2 separate regions of the Homo sapiens genome follow, and region 1 is linked to region 2. A link is a contact called in ENCODE Hi-C data. All regions are on one chromosome and are shown on one strand. Each heading gives the region's core, a stretch centred on a gene start or an enhancer-like site at or near the end of the contact. The rest is flanking DNA. Distances are from core to core; before and after follow the strand shown.

Region 1 (6,791 bases), core at 1-2,500, 5.1 Mb after region 2:
GAGGCGGAGTTTCGCTCTTGTTGTCCAGGCTGGAGTGCAATGGCGAGACCTCCGCCCACTGCCACCTCCGCCTCGCGGGTTCAAGCGATTCTCCTGCCTCAGCCTCCCGAGTAGCTGGGATTACAGGCGCGCGCCACCACACCCATCTAACTTTTATATTTTTAGTAGAGATGGAGTCTTACCATGTTGGCCAGGCTGGTCTCGAACTCTTGACCTCAGGTGATCCACCCGCCTCAGCCTACCAAAGTGCTGGGATTACAGGAGTGAGCCACCGCGCCCGGCCAGAGACCACTGTCATCTTAAGACAGAACGGGGAAAACGTCTAAGGACGAAATCAGCCTCTCTGAATCGAGGATGCTTATATGCTGCTTTTCCCATAGGCAACTCTAACTCTAAACAGAGTGCTTTAGAACACGTAATTTTAGCAATCTCTTTTACAAAGGGAAACATTCTCAAGCAATAAAGGGTTGAGGATAGCTGACTCAAGCAATGAAATAACTCACAAAGGTTCCAAAATGTGTTTCTTAAAAAGGTAACATCTATGCCTTTAGCTTTCCCTTAGCAGTCTTCATTCTGCATAAGAATTTGGTTTTTGGTTTAAGGAGTGAATTCACAACCAACTGGGAGGGGGAAAAAAGCAAAAGCGAGTTAAGTTGGAAGGCATGAATTCTAATCCAGGCTTTGCCAATGACCACCCCTACCACCATAAAACATTACTCAAATAATTAGCTCCTGTGTTAAGTACCTGGAATTACCGAGACCCCCCTCCCCCCGCCCCACTCAGCTCCCTCCCTCCTTCAAAGAGCTCGCAGTCTGGCCAACTCAAAAAAATACAGTATAAAAATAAGTGTGGCAGCCAAGTATCAGGCCCTACACCGATAGACAGAGATGGTATTTTAACACTCAACTTAAAGGCCTTAAAAATCAAAAAGTACACTTCTTTTCTTCTGATGACTGGTCAAAATGCAGGTCTAGGACAGGCGCTCCTCTAAATTTTGCTTCTTTACTGGCCGCCACCCCTACTCGGATGCAATCTGAACCTCCCGCCTCTCTGCCCGGAAATAAATTCAGTTACTTTTTTTCTTGGTGTCGCCAGCAGGTTCCTCTGTTCCCGGGGAAACTGCAGCGGAAGACGGGGGCTCCGGGGTGGTTGTTTCTGGGGAGACATCCGTAAGTCCTTCCCCTCCAGCAGCAATTGAAGTAGGAAGCTGCAACACAGACTGCGGCTCCTCCGCCATCTTGCTTGGAGACACTCGAGAGCGGAAGTAGCGACTGAGCGCGTGCAGTGGGCGTGCTTTTCTCCAGGGAGCGTCGCAAAGGAGGCGCCGGAGTAGGGGGACGCAATTACACAGTGAAACTTGGTGTTCCCGGCTAGTCATTCAAATCGAAGCTGTCGCAGACCTCTGAACGTTAGTAACGCAACATGTGTTTCTCCGCGACTACAGACCTCGGGAGAGGAGCGGTGGGCAACGTGTCTGTGCTCGGTCGAATGCGCACACTCCAGTTAGGCCGCTGGCTCGGACCTAGAAATGTTTCCGCTTTCCTTAGTGCCTGCCCCGCCCAGGCCCCGCCCCTTGGGCCCCGCCCGACGGCTCGGGAGCGCGCGCGGTCGCGTGCGGGAGGGGGCGGGTGGGGAAGGATCGCAGGCGAGATTACGAGGCGAGGCTCGCGCGCCCGCCCCCGCCCTGGCCCCCAGTGCCCACCCGGTCGGCCCGGCACAGCCATGATCAAGGCGATCCTAATCTTCAACAACCACGGGAAGCCGCGGCTCTCCAAGTTCTACCAGCCCTACGTGAGTATCCAGCCGCCGCTGATCCGGGCGAGGGGGAGTCGTTGGCGACGGGCAGCGCCCAGCGCGGCTTTCTCAGAGCGACCCCCTCCGGCGCGCTGCGGCCCTTGTCCCGTCCCGGCCGCCTGGCGCTCGCCAGCTGTCAGCCTCCTGGTGGGTGTGGACAGGGTGCCCACCTCCCTGCCGCGCGGTCAGCCACCGACGTGGCTTTGCCCGGGCGGTTCCTCCGCCCGTCGGTGGGCTGCATGCTTTCCTGGCTGCGCGGGCGAGGCCCTGGAGACTTCCCGGGGCCCGGCCCTCGCCGATCGGGCAGCCGCAGCCCAGCCGCGCCGCGGAGCCCTGCGCCCAGTCCCCAAGAGCCCACCCCGCGCGGCTGCCTTCCTGCCGCCCGCGGCTGCAGTTAGCCCGGGAGGAGGAAGACGGCGTGGAACTCGTTCTTCTCGCCCCCCTCCGCCGACTCCCATCCTTTCCAGGTGGACTTCTTTCTGTTCTTTGGACAGATGGGCTACCGTTTTTCACTGTGGTCCTCTCATAGCACAGGAACTTTGGCTTCCTGCGTTTGATAACTGCACGTTCTGTACAGTCTCTCTTCTGCATGTTTCGATACGTGACAGACTGCCCAGTGTGACTTTCAGGTGTCTCCTTATTGAAAAGGAAGATATGTGAGGACCTAATATTTTTATCAGGCTTTTTACCAGCTGGCTGCAAATTATTTACCCTCGAAGTAACCGGCGACGTTTGTAGTTGACTGATTGGAGCTGTGGTTCTATACCTAAAAGTTATGATTTCAGCTTCTGGTTTGGCATTTTTCCACGTATGGGAATTTGCCCTCATTTATAGTTTTTTTCTATTTATGAAGAATAGTAGCATTTGTAGAACTTCTCTTTTAACGTGTAAATACTGTTTAGTATGGACAAGTGCAGGAGGCATTAAGGTAGTAGAGATAAGTGATTTGTTGATGATCGAGGAAGGGTTTTATAGAGTTATGTGCTTACCTGAGGGCAGAATTCGCTAGCTGAAACACATAAAATTGGACTCCCAGTGGTAGGATTAATGTGAGGTATAACTGTTGTGTGGTATTGTGGCACTTTGCTTATAGCAAGAAATGAGCTTTCAATTCAATTTTGAAATTGTGCCAAGGCTAACACTTTTATGCAGATAAGTCCCAGATGGAAATCAATCTTGCCATTACAAAGTAAATGTGAAAATGTCAGTTTGCCTAAAATGATAATGCAGTCTGGAGGTGTTAGTTGAAGTGAGAAATCTTGAGCTTATTCTTCATTTTTTTCAGTTGTTTTGCTTTTGCTAGCTATAAAGAATATTTTCTGCTACTCGTGTGTGGTTTTAATTTAGTATAACTTCAATACTAATGGTCTGTTTAAAAATTCTACATCATTCTTTAATCCAGATTAAATTCTAGTTGATCCTCCCGAATGGGAAAAAATGCCATTAACTTTACCTGTTTGTTAAAATATAGTACCAGCCTTTATTGAAGGAGTCTTTGTCATAACCATTTTGCCAGTGTCATCCATTTGCAGTGTAAAAAAGGTATGTTGCAATAGTAAAACAATTCAAAAAATTATTTTTCCATATCTAAACTTAAGCAATATTAAAAATAGTGGGTTTCCTGGCTAATCCATGTAATCGGTGTATACTACTCGTATAGTGTATAATTTAACTATCTATTGAAAAATGCATTTAATTTAGAAACTCAGAAATCTGTCTTTCCCTTGTCCAAAAGTGGGAACAGAAGTATTGTTTACCATCACTTACTAGGTAGCAGTGACGGTTAATGTGGGAAGTGGCAGTTTTGGCAGGAGTGGCAGCTCTGGTGGCATTTTTGGCCATTGTATGAGTGACAGTGCCACTGAGGGCACAGAGCTAGAAGATATAAAAAGAAGAATCTGGTGGTCACTGGCCGTTTATAGGTGGAGTATGAGAAGTTGTTTCTGTGTTTTAAGTTTCTATAAGTTGGGTTTTGCCGAGTGTTTTTTTGTCTTTCAGGAATAATTTAAGATTATTTATTTATACATTTGCTTCCTCCACTAGACCATAACCTTTTTGAGGGCAGTTATTTTTTTTCAGTCATTCATTCCATCAGTTTGTCAACGGATAAATTTAATTTATGCCTACCATGTGCAGGCACTGTTTTAAAATCTGAAGATGAACAGATAACTTTCGCTCTTGTGTGAGGAACATAGCACTATTAAGGAGTAGGCTGTATTATAGCATGCCAGATAGTATTACGTGCTGTGGAAAAAAAAATAAAGCGGGTAAGAGTCTTAGAGAGTGAGAGGATGACAGTTTAAAATAGGGTAGTCTGGTAAGTTCTCACTGAGAAGGTGGCATTTGAGCAAAGACTTGAAGGAGGTAAGAAAGGCAGCCTTGCAGATATCTGGGGGAAGAGCATCCCGGGTAGAAGGAGCAGCAAATGCAAAAACCCTGAGGAGAGCGCCTGTTTGAAGAACCCCAGGAACTTGTACATAGCAGGAGCAGACTGTGTAAGGGAACATTAGTTGGAAGTGTCTGTTTGTGTAGGGCGTCATTCTATTCTTGCTGCCTGGAATGTCCTTCCTTTCCATTGCCACGTGTACAAATTCAACCCCTTGTTCTAGGCCCAGCACAAACATCACCTAAACATTCCGTGAAGCCTTTGATCTTGCTCAAAGCCTCCTCCTGGTTTTTAGGATTTTTTTCATCTTTGTTATGACACAGTATTCTCGTTCACAGCCTATAATTCCTCGTGGCAGCCATCCTATAGAATACTTGAAGGAACGTATCAGATTTTAGGTATATTTTTGTCATTCTAAGCAGTCAACACTGAGTCTTGAACATAGAAAACTCTCTAACTCTTTGCTAAATGCATTTATTTAGAATCTCCTAGCTTGGGATAGAGTTGGGATTAGTTAACTTGCTGAGTTTCCTTCTATCTCTTAAAATGTAGTCCTTCACTAACTAGAGGTTTTAAGAATCTCTGCCTTTAGCATAAAAGTAATGATGGCATATGTGTTACTCAGCTGTTTCTGTTTTAAGGGGTCTCTAAGAAGTATATGTCCAATATGAATAAAAATATTGAGTTTAATTTATTAAACAATATCTAGAGGTGTGACTGAGCTAACAATTCCATATACTGGCAGGATGCTGAGGTTTGAGTCCAACAGTAATCGTTTAACACTGAGCAGTTTAAAAAATGTTTAACCATTTGCCAACAAGTTTATCCTACTGCACTTCATTTTCATTCCTCATTTATCTCCCTCAAATATAACAACTTACATATTCATCTCTGCCCTTTAACAGTGCACATTTCCATTTCATGCTGTAATAGATTGTTAGATTCGATTGTGGCTCCAAGCTGTTATATGTGAGAAATAGGAAGTTGCGCACCTGTTTTGCTAAACAGAAGTTTTGGTTCATTCTGCTAGAGTCAGACATTACGAATTCAAGTGTGGGCTGGGTGCCATGGCTCATGCCTGTAATCTCAGCACTTTGGGAGGCCAAGGCAGGCGGATCACCTGAGGTCAAGAGTTCAAGACCAGTGTGGCCAACATGGTGAAACCCCATCTCTACTAAAAATACAAAAATTAGCCAGGCATGGTAGCGCACGCCTATAAGTGCAGCTACTCGCTCGAGGCTGAGATAGGAGAATTGCTTGAACCTGGGGAGGTGGAGAATGCAGTGAGCTGAGATCGTGCCACTGCATTCCAGCCTGGGTGACAGAGTGAGACTCCATCTCAAAAAAAAAAAAAAAAAAAAAAAAAAAAAAAAAAAAAATTCAAGTCTGGACTCAAAATGCATCCCTTTTCGTTTTTGCCTTCTATATCCTTGGTCTATGACTGCACAAATTCAAATGTTTTGCTTGGTTTGTCTTTTTAAGTTGATACTTAGCTTCAGCGACTTGACAACAGTAACCTTTAGTCTTTTAATACTTACCTGACAGTATTTGTGCATTACTGTAAATAACTAATGAGACTTATATTTTATAAACTAAATATATTTTTACATAGCTATCAAACAAAAAAATCCCTTCGGTTGTGATTCCATAGTGTATCCTCTGGTGAATTACTTTTAAAAAATTTTTCTTTTTTTATAGAGAAAAGGTCTCACTATGTTGCTCAGGCTGGTCTTAACCTCCTGGCCTCAAACACTCCTCCAGCTTTGGCTTCCCAAAGTGCTGGGATGACAGATCTGAGCCACCATGCCTGGCCTGTGAATTACTTTTATAAAGTGGAAATGTCTTTCTTTTGTGTGAATTATCTTAGTTGTTTCTTCAGATATAAAATACTGTGTGTATGTATGCATGTGTGTGTACACACCACACACATATTAAGTGCAAGCAGGAAAAATTTCAAATTAACCTATATGAGTTGCCTCAATTTTTTTAATAAACTGTATTTAATTAAACTGTTAACCAAATGCAAGCCTTAGGAGGAACTCTAAGATTCTTCTTTCTCGTTTTTTTTTTTTTTTTTAAATCTTAACATAAAAATACAAAGTGTTGAAAGTATAGATAACTTCTTTTTTCTTTTAAAAATATCCCTTAAAAAGATCCATCCATGTTCACTCATGTCTTTTTTTAGTGACTATTAAGACGTTGTGGCAGATGGGATAATTAAACTTATGTCTGTGATCAAGATAGAATTATCAACACTCCTGAGTATGAGGGTGTTAACACATACTAACACACGGCATTTCAGCTTTTTGTTAAGAAGAAAATTCCATACGATTTGGTTTCCTTCCATATTAGTTATAATGCGTTTGTCTGCATAAATTGGGTTTTATGTAGCCTGACTCAAGTGCTTGGAAAGAACTATGTTAGGTACATTATAGGAAGTGCAGAGTAGTAGACCGATTCCAAAAGTATTTGATTCAGCAAATCAATGACTTTATTGTAGATCCAATTTCTTTCTCTTTCTCTGCTTTACTCATCACAAAATTACTATTATCCAAAGGCTGTTTTTCTCCTTTGGTAATCAGTTCAATTCAGAAAGAGACAACCATCTGT
Region 2 (5,981 bases), core at 3,332-5,831:
CTCTACCAACTACCCAAAGGGCAGGAAAGTCCACTCTGCCCATCATGAGGCTATGACAAGGGTATGGACATACAGTATAATACTATGGTAGAGGGATGAAAAATTAAGTCCAATAATTCGGGAATCACCATCTTCTGAACATAAATGCTATAGCCTATCAAGTAGAAAAAGAATAAACTCGGCAATTAAGAAAATTTATACCCAATTCACAATTTAAAATATTCTTGGTTGCTTCCATTTACTGTGTGTGTCCCATTAAGTGTGTAGATGTTAAATATGCTTTGCCTAACTTCCCTAACAATGTAATCAGGATCAAATGCACCATAGTGGATTGTTATATCACATCATTTTACAAAAACAAAAGAAAACAAAAACACCTCTATTGTTTGAAAGATATTTTTAAAATTGCTTATTTCAAGTTATTTTACATGTAAAATATTTAAAATATTACTAAATTTCACCTTTTAAAATACTTACCAGGCAGGGCGCAGTGGCTCACTCCTGTAATCCCAGCACTTTGGGAGACCGAGGTGGGCAGATTGCTTGAGCCAGTTCAAGACCAGCCTTGGCAACACAGTGATGCCCTGTCTCTAAAAAAGATATAAATAAAATAGTGTATAGTTGCATCACAGTACCCAATACAGTGGTTTACACATAGTAGGTGCTTAATATATGTTGCTGAGTGAATTCTTGAATAAAAAATATAGGTGATTTTTATTTTATCCTGTGAGCTGAATTTATTTAGCATCAGAATTTTTGAGCAAAATGTTAACATAAATGAATGACTTGCTTGCTCTGCACAGGCACTTTTGTTTGGTAGGACCATAGCATTCTGTGCCAACTCTTGAAAACTGTTGAAACAATCTGCAACTTTTCATTTGTATTTCAACTCAACAATAATAATGACTGGACTTTCGAAAATATGTATTAAGCCCGTTGGGGGGTGGTTATACTATTTCTATCATATTATTTTCAAGGAAAATTAATCCTTTATTTACTAAGGAACAAAGTAAAAAACTATATTATTCTGTTAATATTTGGGCTAAAAATTTCCTTATTATTAGTTTTGGTGCCTAATAATATCCTCCACCCATTAATTGTTATATAGTGATTTAATATTTTAGTCATTTTAATGATATAAATGCTATTGTTTGATAATCCTCCCTTTAAAAGATAGAGTCAAATCCTCTTCCCCTTTAAGTGCAGGGTTGGACTTAGTGACTCTCTTCCAAAAAAATAGAACATGGCAGAAGTGATGAGGTGTAATTAGGTCATAAACGACATTGTGTTTCCCCCTTGCTGTCTGTCTCCCAGCTGTTAAGTCATAAGGACATTCAAGATGTTCTATGAACTTCATGTGGCAAGGAATTGAAACCTCATTAACAGCAATCAGCAAGAAATAAAGACATTCTTTCTATAGCTGTCTGAGTAAGAGATCTTAGAAGGGGATCCTCCAGCCCTAATCAAACTCAGTCATGTCTAAAATGACTGCATTCCAAGTAGAAGTCTTAACTAGAACCTCATGGGAAACCTAAGGCAGAACTATCCAGCGAAGCCACTCTGAAATTTTTAAATTACAGAAACTATGAGATATTAAATGTTGTTTTAAGCTGCCCAATTTGTTATGGGGGTAATTCATTGTGCCACAATAGAAACTAATACAAACATTCTGTTGTTTTCATAAAATGCATTGGCCACTTTATAAATTCATGTTTTAATTCCTGTGTTATGAGTTTCTCAAACTAGTTTGAAGCAATAAACTCTGGACGATTTCAGCATAATTATTTTAGAAATATTTTGGAGAAATACAGGATGATAGAGCTTTCATAGTGCTCTAGAGACTACTGATTAAATGATATGAACAGATTTAGTAATCTAGAAAGATCTTTATTGCTGTGTCTGCCCATAACCAAATTTGCTCTAATTTTTTTCTAAAATAATTTTTCTTCTTACAAAAAAAAGCTAAGTTTTTAGAGCAATTAAATAAAAAGTGAAACTATGCAAGCCCGTGCTCAGACATAATACTATCATTTTAGCACATTCTTCTATTGTGTATCTTTAGTAGAATTTTTAAAAGGTAAGTTCATACTGTACATGTTTTAAATTGAACATGAATATTTTCATGTCATTTAATACTCATCTCTAATGTAATCTATAAACATCTTCACTCTAAACCCTTCTCATCTCCATTACACTATCACTCGAGATGAAATTATTACTATTTTTTGCCTCAGCTGCTTGCCTTTAGTAGGTGGAAGCCTTTACTCTTCCCCATACAGAGCCAGGTGGATTCCTATAAAACATCAATACAGTCACATTACTCCTCTACTCTCAAAAAACCTAAATTTTGTTCACCACCGACAAGGCTTTGCAAGATCTGGCACCTAGCCTCCTTTCAGCTCTCATTTCCTATCACTTTCACCCTTTCTCACTGGCTACCTAGTTTGCTATCGGGGCGTTTCTCTTGCTCAGCTCTGCCTGGAAAACTTCTCCCACATATTCACAAATGGCTCACTCCCTCACTTCATTCAGTTCTCTGCTCAAAGGTCACTTCTTCAGAGAGGACTTCCTTATTCTAAAAAAAAAAAAAAAAAGCTTCCTTTATTGCTCACTTAGGCTTTTTTAATACAATCATGTCATTATTTGACATTGCACTATATTTGACAGGATATATTTATCTGTTCTTTGTCTCCCTAAACTAGAATGTCAGTTCTAACAATGCAAGCACCTTGTCTGGCTTATTTATCATTCTATCCTTATTGCTTAAAATAGTATCTGACACGAGATAGGTGCTTAATAAATATATTTTTGTTAAACAACTGTATGGATATACACTTTAAATAATAAATTATTAATCAATAATAATTATTTGATATTTGCATTCCTGCTTATTTTTTTCCTATTATGAGCAAGCATGCCATAAACATATGTATGTTATCCATGCCAGAAACATGTAAAAAACCCCTATATTTGTTTTCTAAGATTTTGGAGTCAAAAAATATGGTTATTTTTACAGTTTTTGATACATAGTGCCAAACTGCTCTCCATCAGAAAGTTATGTTTTATATCACTTCAGAAATTAATGAAAGCTACTTTCTTCTCACCTGGAAAGACAATGTGCATTTTCCCTTTTAAACACCTTAATACGTGAAAGATAATTAAGATTTACCTTTTTTCAATTAGTAAAGGACTTTTTATATGATATTATCTATTTACACTTCCTTTTTTTGTATGAATTGCCTCTACATGTCCTTTGCTCATATTTCTGATTTGCCTTTATTCATTGGTATGAACTCTTTGTACATTAAAGCTACTGTTCCATTGTTTAAACCATGTTAAAATGTCATTTTTCTGTTTGTGATTTGCCTTTCAATTGTGATTACTATATATTTTAAAATTTACTATATGGACATTTAAATTTTATACAGTCAAGAGACTCAACACCTTTGCCCAAGCTGCATCGCAATCAAATTTAAGAATGTCAATTCGTTATTTAAAAATGTTAATTATACATTTTAATGTACGCTATCAAAATATCTCATGTAACCCATAAATATATACACCTACTATACACCCATAAAAAATAAAAAGTGATAAAACCACAGAAAAAAATGTCAGTTCAATCAAAACAAAGTTGATTATCACTCTCAATCAAGGTTCGCATCTGGAAGATCGAGAACTGCACGTCAGAGTTCTCTTGGAAAAGCTCTAGGAATCCTGGGCTTCCAACGAGTTGAAGGAACATAGGATGAAACCATGGAAGTCTTCCTCAGATCTGGGGAGGGAGCCTGGCCCAAGAGCCCGTGGAGCTAATGAAAACAGGTAGTAGGGGACGCTCTACAGTAGTCCTCTCAGTTATTCAATTAGAGGTCCCAATTTTGAACGATATAACTGGGATTTCAATACCCTGAGTGATTTAGACACATCAGAAAAAAATACGACAGAAAACTATAGTTTCTTTACAGCCTTAGAAAAGGAAAACGCGTAATTTCTAACTCCAGGAGGACAGTATTCGAGTACGTGGGTTTCTTTCACCCCCGACGTGCACTTCAACTTTTAAAATGCTTGCTCTGGTGGTCCACAGTACTTTCGCGTTCACTGGGCGGTACCATATCTCTCAATAGATTTGATCCAAAACCCCAAGTGCGGGAGACAAAGCTAGGTGGAACGTTATTAACCCTCCACAACTCCAACCTCTACTAGCTTCCTCGGAGCAGGCGAGGCACCAGGCCCGTGAGAAAACACTGAGATCTGGGGCGTAGCTGTGACATGGGGTATTTCTGGCCGGGATCTCACCGGGTAGGCTCCACCCGCGGGTTATCGGCTCCCTCCAAGAAGCATCTTTGAACTCCTCCCATGCAGGCCCTATTCCTACACCAGTTCTCTTTCTGGAATCTCTTTGGTACTGTGTTTCATTAATCCCACAACCATATTCCCACCTATTCCCTAACGACAACAAACTTTTAAGGTCCAGGTTACCGCCGCGTCTCCCTAGCAACCGTGCCCTTTAATGGTTGCCGGAAGAGGCTATAATCACGTGCTCCGAAGACTTCCGGGTTTCCAACGTGACTTCCGGTTGTCAGAATTTACCCCTGACGCGGCGGCGGCCGACGGGAAGCTGTGTGTGCTTAGGTCGTGGTGGCCCCGGTGGTGGTGGGCTCCGGGCGGGCTCGCGTCATCCTGCCCCCGCTGCGATGCATCCGCGGCGCCCGGACGGATTTGATGGCTTGGGCTACCGGGGTGGTGCCCGGGACGAGCAGGGCTTTGGCGGCGCCTTCCCTGCAAGGTCCTTCAGCACCGGGTCGGACCTGGGCCACTGGGTGACGACTCCCCCAGATATCCCCGGCAGCCGCAACCTGCACTGGGGCGAGAAGAGCCCGCCCTACGGCGTGCCCACCACCTCCACCCCGTACGAAGGCCCCACGGAGGAACCCTTTTCCAGTGGCGGCGGCGGCAGTGTGCAGGGGCAGAGCAGTGGTGAGAAGCATGGGGACCGACACAGGGATGAGGGGTTACTGGGGCCGCGGCTTGCGGCCTGCAGACCCCGGAAGCGGCGCAGAGGATCCCGCCTCCTATTCCTTCTCATCCTATCGCGCGCCACACCCTTTGCCCTCCTTTGGTCCTCTGCCCCTGAGGCTGGCCTCCTCTTCCTCACAAACGAATTCTCCTGGATCAACTCCAAAAAAGACATCTGCCTTAGCTATGGGGTGCATAGCAGGAATTTTTAGAGGTTTTGGTGTCTCAACTGATGGTCTGAGTTAAAAAGGAGATTGGATTATTAACTGTTCCCTGATTCACTTTGGCAGCTCTATTTTCTTGATTTAATTAATTAATTAATGTGTTTACTTGTAGTTTTGTGTTCTGAAAAGAGAAGCCTTTCAGCATAAGCATACTTGGGTTCAAACTTGGTTGTGCCACTCGTAATCTGAACAACTTAACCTCTGTGAGCCCTCAGTTTTCTCATCTTTAAGATGTGTAGAAGAATCCTGTATGGGACACATAGGCTAAAAAAAAAAAGTTTCCTTCCTTTTCCTTTTTGAACACAGGAGTTTTGTCTGCTTTTCAGATCCCCAGTCTAGAAAGTTTCCTTCCTATAATTTTCCTTTCTGCTTTCCTTCTGCTGACCTAAAAACTACATATAAAAGTTAGAAACACTGATACAATTTCAAGATAGGACTTCGGAATCATGACATAATTATTCTCCATGGGATGTCAGAAAAGCTGCAACACTGCATGATGTAGATATTTTCAACATCCTTTTTTATTCATAAAATGTGAATAATGGCTACCTCTTTCTATTCTTCTGGAATTGTTAGAATAATAGATTAATGGTATTAATATTAAATTTATTGTAGAAATCAGCTTTATTCTTATTTCCTCGACTTTGACTTGGAAGTACAATAATATTTAACTAAGAAGAACAGACTAACGAATGTCTAGTGAGTAAATGAGGATGTGAAGAAAGATAGATGACTTACCTA

What was found. Hi-C counts contacts between places; a loop is a spot of excess contacts on that map. Pooled maps may share reads with other maps.
Region 1: a map of CD4-positive, alpha-beta T cell shows a loop between it and region 2 (6-fold over the local background). The contact joins the promoter of ATG12 here to the promoter of SLC25A46 in region 2. A Hi-C loop is called at or near these places in 2 of 168 maps with a recorded cell type or tissue (CD4-positive, alpha-beta T cell and naive thymus-derived CD4-positive, alpha-beta T cell), 1 of 37 single-sample maps with no recorded cell type and 10 of 50 pooled maps.

What each region holds. Positions count from the first base shown.
Region 1 is chr5:115,840,315-115,847,105 of GRCh38, forward strand. ATG12 (autophagy related 12) reads right to left here and starts at 1,251. Exons shown (of 4, transcript NM_004707.4): 1 at 1,076-1,251. The coding sequence starts at 1,238. It overlaps AP3S1 (adaptor related protein complex 3 subunit sigma 1), which reads left to right and starts at 1,621. Exons shown (of 6, transcript NM_001284.4): 1 at 1,621-1,792. The coding sequence starts at 1,724. RefSeq lists enhancers at 114-614, 618-1,519, 908-1,207, 1,218-1,267, 2,258-2,467 and silencers at 1,498-1,877, 1,978-2,167.
Region 2 is chr5:110,734,426-110,740,406 of GRCh38, forward strand. SLC25A46 (solute carrier family 25 member 46) reads left to right here and starts at 4,582. Exons shown (of 8, transcript NM_138773.4): 1 at 4,582-4,977. The coding sequence starts at 4,695. It also overlaps a transcript of TMEM232 not described here. RefSeq lists enhancers at 4,165-4,214, 4,465-4,594, 4,605-4,674, 5,919-5,981.